Regions from separate parts of the Homo sapiens genome. Here region 2 is linked to region 1. Evidence: chromatin loops called from intact Hi-C (ENCODE). Cell type or tissue: PC-3. All regions are shown on one strand.

The links. Hi-C counts contacts between places; a loop is a spot of excess contacts. Peaks named below come from ENCODE experiments on the same cell type or tissue, not always from the same donor. Only the 100,000 strongest peaks of a DNase experiment are listed, where the experiment ranks them.
Region 2: it touches region 1 in a loop (11-fold over the local background); 1 of 110 quality-filtered maps calls a loop at or near these places.

What each region holds. Positions count from the first base shown.
Region 1 is chr21:16,157,530-16,161,529 of GRCh38, reverse strand. All of the region lies in intron 2 of MIR99AHG (mir-99a-let-7c cluster host gene), which reads right to left. Among named protein-coding and RNA genes, the nearest start is that of MIR99AHG, 89 kb to the right of the region's middle. In PC-3, no CTCF peak of the experiment used is centred here; no DNase peak of the experiment used is centred here; H3K4me3 peaks cover 1,102 bases; H3K27ac peaks cover 1,847 bases.
Region 2 is chr21:16,044,865-16,048,864 of GRCh38, reverse strand. No RefSeq gene overlaps it. Among named protein-coding and RNA genes, the nearest start is that of MIR99AHG, 24 kb to the left of the region's middle. In PC-3, no CTCF peak of the experiment used is centred here; DNase peaks (open chromatin) are centred at 1,694 and 2,034; H3K4me3 peaks cover 594 bases; H3K27ac peaks cover 1,638 bases.

The sequences.
Region 1 (4,000 bases):
CAACAAGAGAATACAGATTGAACATTCCTAATCTAAAAATTCCAAATCTGAAATGCTCCAAAATTTGAAATTTTGAGCACTGACACAATGCCACAGGTAGAAAATTCCGTTCTCACTCACGGGTGGGAATTGAACAATGAGAACACATGGACACAGGAAGGGGAACATCACACACCGGGGCCTGTCGTGGGGTGGAGGGAGGGGGGAGGGACAGCATTAGGAGATATACCTAATGCTAAATGACGAGTTAATGGGTGCAACACACTGACATGGCACATGTATACATATGTAACAAACCTGCATATTGTGCACATGTACCCTAAAACTTGAAGTAAAATAATAATAAAATTAAAAAAAAGAAAGATCTGAAAAAAAAAAGAAAATTCCGCATGTAAGTACTTGACACAAACTTTGTTTAATGAACAAAATTATTTAAAATATTGGATAAAATTAACCTTAGGCTATGTATATAAGGTGCATATGAAACATAAATGAAATTTGTGCTTATACTTGGGTTCCATCTGGAAGATAGCTCATTGTGCATAGGCAAATATTCCAAAATCGAAAATCCAAAACACTGCTGGTCCCTAGTATCTTGGATAACGAATGCTCAACCTATACTGTGAAGGCTTAGAAAAAGATATACTAAGAAAGGAGAAGAAGGAGAAGAAGGAGGAGGAGGAGGAGGAAAGAAGGAAGAATAAGGAAAAGAAGAAGAAGAGGAAGAGGAAGAGGAGGAGGAGGAGAGGAGGAGGAAGAAGAAGAAAGAAGAAAAGAAGAAGAAGAAGAAGAAGAAGAAGAAGAAGAAGAAGAAGAAGAGGAGGAAGAAGAAGAAGTTTATGACCTAAAAAATATTTGTCTCCTTTTTTTGTTTGTTTGTTTGACAGAGTCTCCCTCTGTCTCCCAGGCTGTAGTGCAGTCCCGTGATCTTGGCTCACTGATACCTCCACCTCTCGGGTTCAAGGGATTCTCCTGCATCAGCCTCCCAAGTAGCTGGGACTACAGGCATGCACCACCATGTCTGGCTAATTTCTGTATTTTTAATAGAGACGCAGTTATACCATACTGGCCGGGCTGGTCTTGAACTCTCAACGTCAGATGACCCGCCCACCTAAGGCTCCCACAGTGCTGGGATTACAGGCATGACCCACCGGGCCCAGCCTGTCATAAATTTTTAAATAAAAAAAAGCAGTTTCAAAAGAAATATGTGATATGATCTCATTTGTGTAAAAAAGTAAAGGTACATACAAAGTGATAAATAACAGTAAGCTTTGTTCATTGAAATTTCATCACCACTTTTCCCTGGGACATGGCAATAGATTTAAGTTTCATATTCTTTTAGCTTAATGTCCTTGGCTCCGCCCACCACATCCCTGGCTGGTGCTCTGTCTGCTGGACTTTACTGAGCGTCCCTCTTTCTTCAGGGACCATGACTTTCCCTCATTTTTTCTTCCCACTCCCTTGGATTCTGGAAAAAGCCTCAGGCTGCAAGAGTACTAGAGAGAAAACTTCAGGAAACACAGATATGAGCTACATCTAGGGTTTGGAGAAAAACCAAGATTATTCCCCCTCTGTGTCTTCTTTTTTTGCAAAAAATGGGGGTCATCCTGGACAGTTTGCCACAAAATGACGAGACATGATGAACCACAAGATGAGACATGGGCTAGCTTGAAGTTGGTAGTTAAGTCCTCAGGATGGAATGCTGGTAAGGTATGAGATAGTAGGAACAAGCAGGATTGACTGTTAGGATTCAGCTTCCTTGTTCCTGTGTTACCCTTCTCATCTTGGGCTTCCCAACCACCATAATTGCTCTGGAACAAGATGAGACTTGACTATGAATTAGGAATTTGAAAGAGAATTTCATAGTAGCAGAGAAATTAGTAGCCAAGTTAGCTGGGCAATAAGGTGGATATATATAAGGTTTTGGTTTTGAGTTCTCTTGGCCAAAAATAGGTTTTACTCAGGCAAGCGCTTGACTCTTAGTCTCCTTCCAAAGCTAACTCTACTCTGAATCAGGAGGTAGGAAAGTCAAATAAACAAAGCAGTAACCACGTTAACTTTTCTGACCAAAGGCAATTTAGGGAGAGTTAGAGGCTAAACAATATTATGGTGGAGAATGTCGCAGAAGTTCCAAAAGCAGTCTATCAAAGGCTTTTGAATAAATATTAGGCTTTCAATAAAATTTTGTGACTGCATCTCCTGATGACTAATCATTCCAAATGTGAAAATGTTTCATCGTCTTTGTTCACAGTGCAGGGCAAAGTCAAATCTGAGTTTCATACAAACATCTCAGCAACTACTTAATGAGATTTGACTATAAAATAATGAAACTGAATTTCTCTTTTGTTACAGATTGGCTCTGAGACAAACTCTTTAAAAGGAATTGAAATATCAGCAGCCCCACTCAATTGAGGGTATGTTTCCTAAGGTAAACATACGACAGTGCTCATTTGGTGTGGAATGACTGAAAAGGACTCAGCCTCATTATGTGGTTTGCAAACTGGAGCACATCAGAATCACCTGAAGAGCTTCTTAAACTACAGTTGACTGGGTCCCATCCTCCACATCTTCTGTTTCAGTAAATCTGGAGTGGGTCACAAGAATTAGCTTTCCATAAGTTTCTAGATGATACAGATCTACTGCCCTGGGAGCACATTCTGGGAATCATTGCTTTAGAATAATATTACCTTATGGTCTACATAGACATGTTTTTAGAGGATTTCAGATGTTTATGGGAATTATTAGATTGTATTGTTTTTATTTTGATCATCTGCTAAAAGACATATTAACATTAGCAGTTTTTCATCCACATAGCCAGGTTACATCCAAGTTTTTCTATGGAGTTTAAGTTGCAAGAATTTATATTTGTATGTGTAATCATATGAGCACAAAATTATTACTAGTGTTAATTTCTAGAACAGTATTTCTCAAACTGGGTCATTAAATGTATTTGAGGGAACTATTAGTCTCTTTCAGAAACACTAGCAAGGGTATAAATTAATGTAATTGACAAAGAAAACACATGAACATTCTTTTTCATACGTACACAGCTCATTGTTTTAGCCAGTACAGTCAGTAAAGTGGCATTTAAGAGTGTGCTTTCCAACTATTTCATGTCGAGGTACATAGAGAAATTTAAATTTATTTAGGACCCTTTTGGGGGAAGTGAATGGAGTTGCTGAGGCCAGGGGAGCTAGCCTGAGGGCTCTCACTGCCCTGTCCTGACTAGCCCACTGGGAACAGAGGAAATTTCTGAATGTCTTGGAGTATTATTACCCTATTTTGAGTGGGTCCTAGCGGGTTTGAAGCTCTTTATTAGGGTAACTTTTGTTCCAGAATTACATAATAAGGATGCCATATCTAGACTTAGGTATTTAAGATTGGATGGCCATTGCAGAAGCAATACATCACAACACCTAAAGGAGGACAATTTTTCAGGATCTCTTCAGATTTTACCACCCGCCCCACATTCTGTCCTTGAAAAGTGGGAGTACCTTCCTGTCTTCATGCCCCTAGCCCTGCATCTATCCAGGTGGTGTAATAAACCTTAGTCACTGGCCAGGTGCCGTGGCTCATGCCTGTAATCGCAGCACTTTGGGAGGGCAAGACAGGTGGATTATGAGGTCATGAGTTCGAGACCAGCCAGACCAACATGGTGAAACCCCTTCTCTACTAAAAACACAAAAATTACCAGGGTATGGTGGTGCATGCCTGTAATCCCAGCTACTCAGGAGGCTGAGGCAGGAGAATCGCTGGAACCCAGGAGGCGGAGGTTGCAGTAAGCTAAGATAGCACCATTGCACTCTAGCCTGGGTGACAGAATGATACACAGTCTCAAAAAAAAAAAAAAAAAGTCATTGACAAGAGCGTCCCCTATTCCTTGGAAATGTTAAAAGAGAAAATAAAAGACGCCAAATATTAAACTAGTTGCTACTGTCCAATGGTGATTTTTCTCCAAATTGTTCTGTGTATAGTGTGTCTAGAAATAACTATTAATCTC
Region 2 (4,000 bases), 110 kb after region 1:
GAAGTGAAAAACAAGTATCTGGCATATTCAATGCTGGAGAAAGCAGTACATTAACAGCCAAAGGCAGAGAAATATTGCAATCTGTTTGAGGTTATACATTCCAGGACTGATACACCATTACATTCTTTGTCTTTGATTCTATAACAATCTGTACCTGTGATTAAAATCTGTGTTTTCGCACAATGGAAGATTTCTCCTAACTCATTAATAAAAAACATTGTGAATCCTGGGCACCCTTATTCAATTACAAAGTCATAAAACAACTTTTGAAAATCCTTTGAGTGACTACCATCAGAGAAATCATAAGCTTATTTTATACATGGCTCACCGGAAAAATCTCCCCCCATTCCAACACCACAAATGCGGGCTCAGTATAGCATATTACATCATAAAATATTACATTAAATTCTGGCCACTACACTGCCTATATACATCTACCCCCAGGCCCAAGGCACATCATTAGAATTCAACCATCACTACCTAAAATCTAAATGTATTTTTTAAACATTTTATGACTACATCACATTGAAGGGCTGTTAATCCCCCGCTCTATGTGCTCTTTCCGCATTCTTAATGGAAATTCTAATCGATTACTTAATCTTGCTATGCTTTTGCTAAGTGTATTAATATGCTTAGGATGTTAAACTGAAGGGTCCCTTCTTATCTGCTGAAACATTATACTTTCACCAGGTTGACAGATTAATTTCCAAGAAAAAACCATTAGCAATAGTCTCCTCCCTGCTATTAACATGACGTATGAAATGAAAATAATTTGAAACAGCTGGATGAAGACTTCCCAGGGTAATACTTAGGGACTATGCTCAGTGTAACATGAATCCATGTTATTATGTAGGAGTAAGATTTGCTATAAAGTTTAAGGTTTGATGTAACTTTTGGAGAATTATCTCAGACCACTAGGATGGAATGCATAGCATTTGAGAGGAGTTGCAGTTCTCTACTGATCTTAGCCAAGCACTGAAAAAAGAGACTAGAAACTGAGAAGTGACTAAAAGGATAACAAAAAGATATTTGCTACACTTTAGCTATAATTGCCTTTTTCTACAAATATTTGTCACTTTGCTAAACTCAATTATATTTTAGTTTTTTTCTATTTAGAAATTGCTAAGCACGCTAGTTTACAACAAAGCAATATCAGAAATTCATTTTTAATACTTAAATTATTACAAACCAATTTTATTCTTTAAAGAGAAGCACTGAATTCTTAAACCTTAGAGTTGCACACTAAAATATTTACAGATTAATTGATAGGATGTTTAATACTTGCTTTTAAATTACCCAGCAGGGCTGGGGGATTGAGTAAAGTAGAGATGAAGTCCAATCAGCCACGTGTTGATAATTGTGGAAACTGGGGGATGAGTACATGAGTGTTTTTACATTTTTGTATCTCACGTATTAATCACCTATAAAATAACGGTCTTATTAAATTCTTTTAAAGGTAGGACCTCTATAGCATTTTTTAAAAATCACCTGCTATGTAGATAGAACATGTCCTCCTCAAGTCCATATGTTGAAACCTAATCCCCAGTGGGAGGGCATTAGGAGGTAGGGCTTTAGGGAGGTGATTATATTCTGAGGGTGGAGCCCTCATGACTGGGATTAGTGCCCTAATAAAGGGGCCCCAGAAAGCTCCTATAAGAGCTTTCACAGAGGTCCCACCTACGAACCAGGAAAAGGGCCCTCACCAAACACCAACTCAACCAATGCGTTGAGTCACTCAGGAGAAATGCGTTTAGTCACTCAGGAGAAATGACTAAAAGGATAATAAAAAGATATTTGTGACACTGCAAACATAATTGCCTTTTTCTACAAATCTTTATCATCTTGCTGAAATCAATTTTAATGTATTTAGAAATTGCCAAGCACACTAGCTTACATCAAAGCAGTATTAGAACTTCATTTCCTAATACTTAATTGCAAACCAATGTGACTCTTTAAAAGGAAGCACTGAATTCTTAAACCTTAGCACTGCATGCTGAAACATTTCAAACACCAACCCTGTCAATGCCTCGATCTTAAACGTCCAGTCTCCAGAACAGTGAGTAATAAAAACTGTTGTTTATGAGCCATCCAGTTTATGGCATTTTGTTATAGAAGCCCAAACATAGACACTGCCTCTAAAAATAAATATATGTGGAGAGACAGAAACAAAGAAAAGAATATCCAAAAAGCTAGACTTTGTTTCCTAATACATGCAAAAGACAAGAAAGGGCTAGCTGCAGAAAACAACATCCAAGACAGAAAAGGAAAACCAAAAATGTCCATGTCAACCACAGGAAACTAGAGATCAATGGTAATTTTTTTTTTTTTTTAGACGGAGTCTCGCTCTGTCGCCCAGGCTGGAGTGCAGTGGCGCGATCTCCGCTCACTGCAAGCTCCGCCTCCCGGGTTCACGCCATTCTCCTGCCTCAGCCCTCCCGAGTAGCTGGGACTACAGGCGCTTGCCACCACACCCAGCTAATTTTTTATATTTTAAGTAGAGATGGGGTTTCACCGTGTTAGTCAGGATGGTCTCGATCTCCTGACTTCGTGATCCGCCCGCCTCGGCCTCCCAAAGTGCTGGGATTACAGGCGTGAGCCACCGCGCCTGGCCGGTAAAATTTTAGTAGTTGAAACTTTAGAAATTCTCTATTCTGATTCCTTCTAAGCAAACTGCATCCAAGAATTATAAAGTGACTTGTACTCCAAATAGTCAGTGGTTTGTTTCTTGATCAACAAAAAGTTATCAAGCACACATTATTGAGCCAACCACAATAGTAGATGCTGAAGATATCAAGGTGATAAAAATAAAATAATCGCTTCTTCTAAGGAAGACAGATGATCAAAAAATTAGAGTATATAGATGAAATAACGCTGTAGAGTTATGAATAATACTTGGGGAGGAGAGACAAGAAAAACCTAGTTCTTTATGGCAAGATTATTGCAAATTTATGACAGGGCTGGGAATACAACACATGATTTCTTACCCGAGTTTGAGGTTGTCTTTGTCAGAAACCACTTGGTTTGGAAAGAAAAAAATCCTACACAAACTAAATTTTAAAAAACATATAAGAATACAAGGAACAAAATTGCAGAAATTATAGGAACAATTGCAGAAAATATAGCAAAACTATTGCAAAGAATGAGAAAATGTAAGATTTTGTGAGACAGCAACTCTAGAACCTCACCCCAAATTTGTGAGCCATACTGACATTAAGTGCTCATCCATAAATAATTACTGTGGGAGAGGGGAGTGAGGCTATTGGTGCTAAATGCTGGTCATTTCAGACTCTCGGTGAGGTGTTTTCTCACAGAAGCAAGCCCTGAATGGTAACCGTTTCTTGGTGAAGGGCTGTTTCCAAGGCTTTCTTTATAAATGTGTTATGGGAATTAATAAAACCCTAACATAAAGCGCTCTGAAACTGCTAAAAATGAAAACTCTCCAGTAATATTAAGTTACGTCATGTTAAAATAACGTTGTCTTTTGAAAAAAGTTCAAATAATAAAGCACTATCATTTAAGAGAGATATAATGTTCACTGTTTTGCCAAAAGGAGGTTGGTGCATACTGTTGGTTGATAAAGTTACACAAAACAAAAACAAAAGCAATAACAACAACACAAAAATAGGAGTAAGTTTTGACTCATCTTAATGAAATCTCCTCAACCCCATTCTTTAGTATTAATAATTAGAATTTAGTTATATAAAGATACAAATGCTATGTTATACTTAATCTTTCTTAAACCTACAGAATTACATGATGTTGTATTCTAAAAAGACAGTGGTTTTCAAAACAGACCAAAAAAAGTTAGTTTTGCCTATACACTGATTTCAACTAACTAGAGCTTGAGAACAAGCAAGAGTTTTTAAAAAAGAGTATTTAAAATCAAATATACTTCATTTTATTTCCCAGGAGCAGTTTGGTTGACACTTCCCTAATACTTCAGGCTATGAAACATATATTTTAAAATATTTTGCAGCAATAATGAGACCACAGGAGGAAT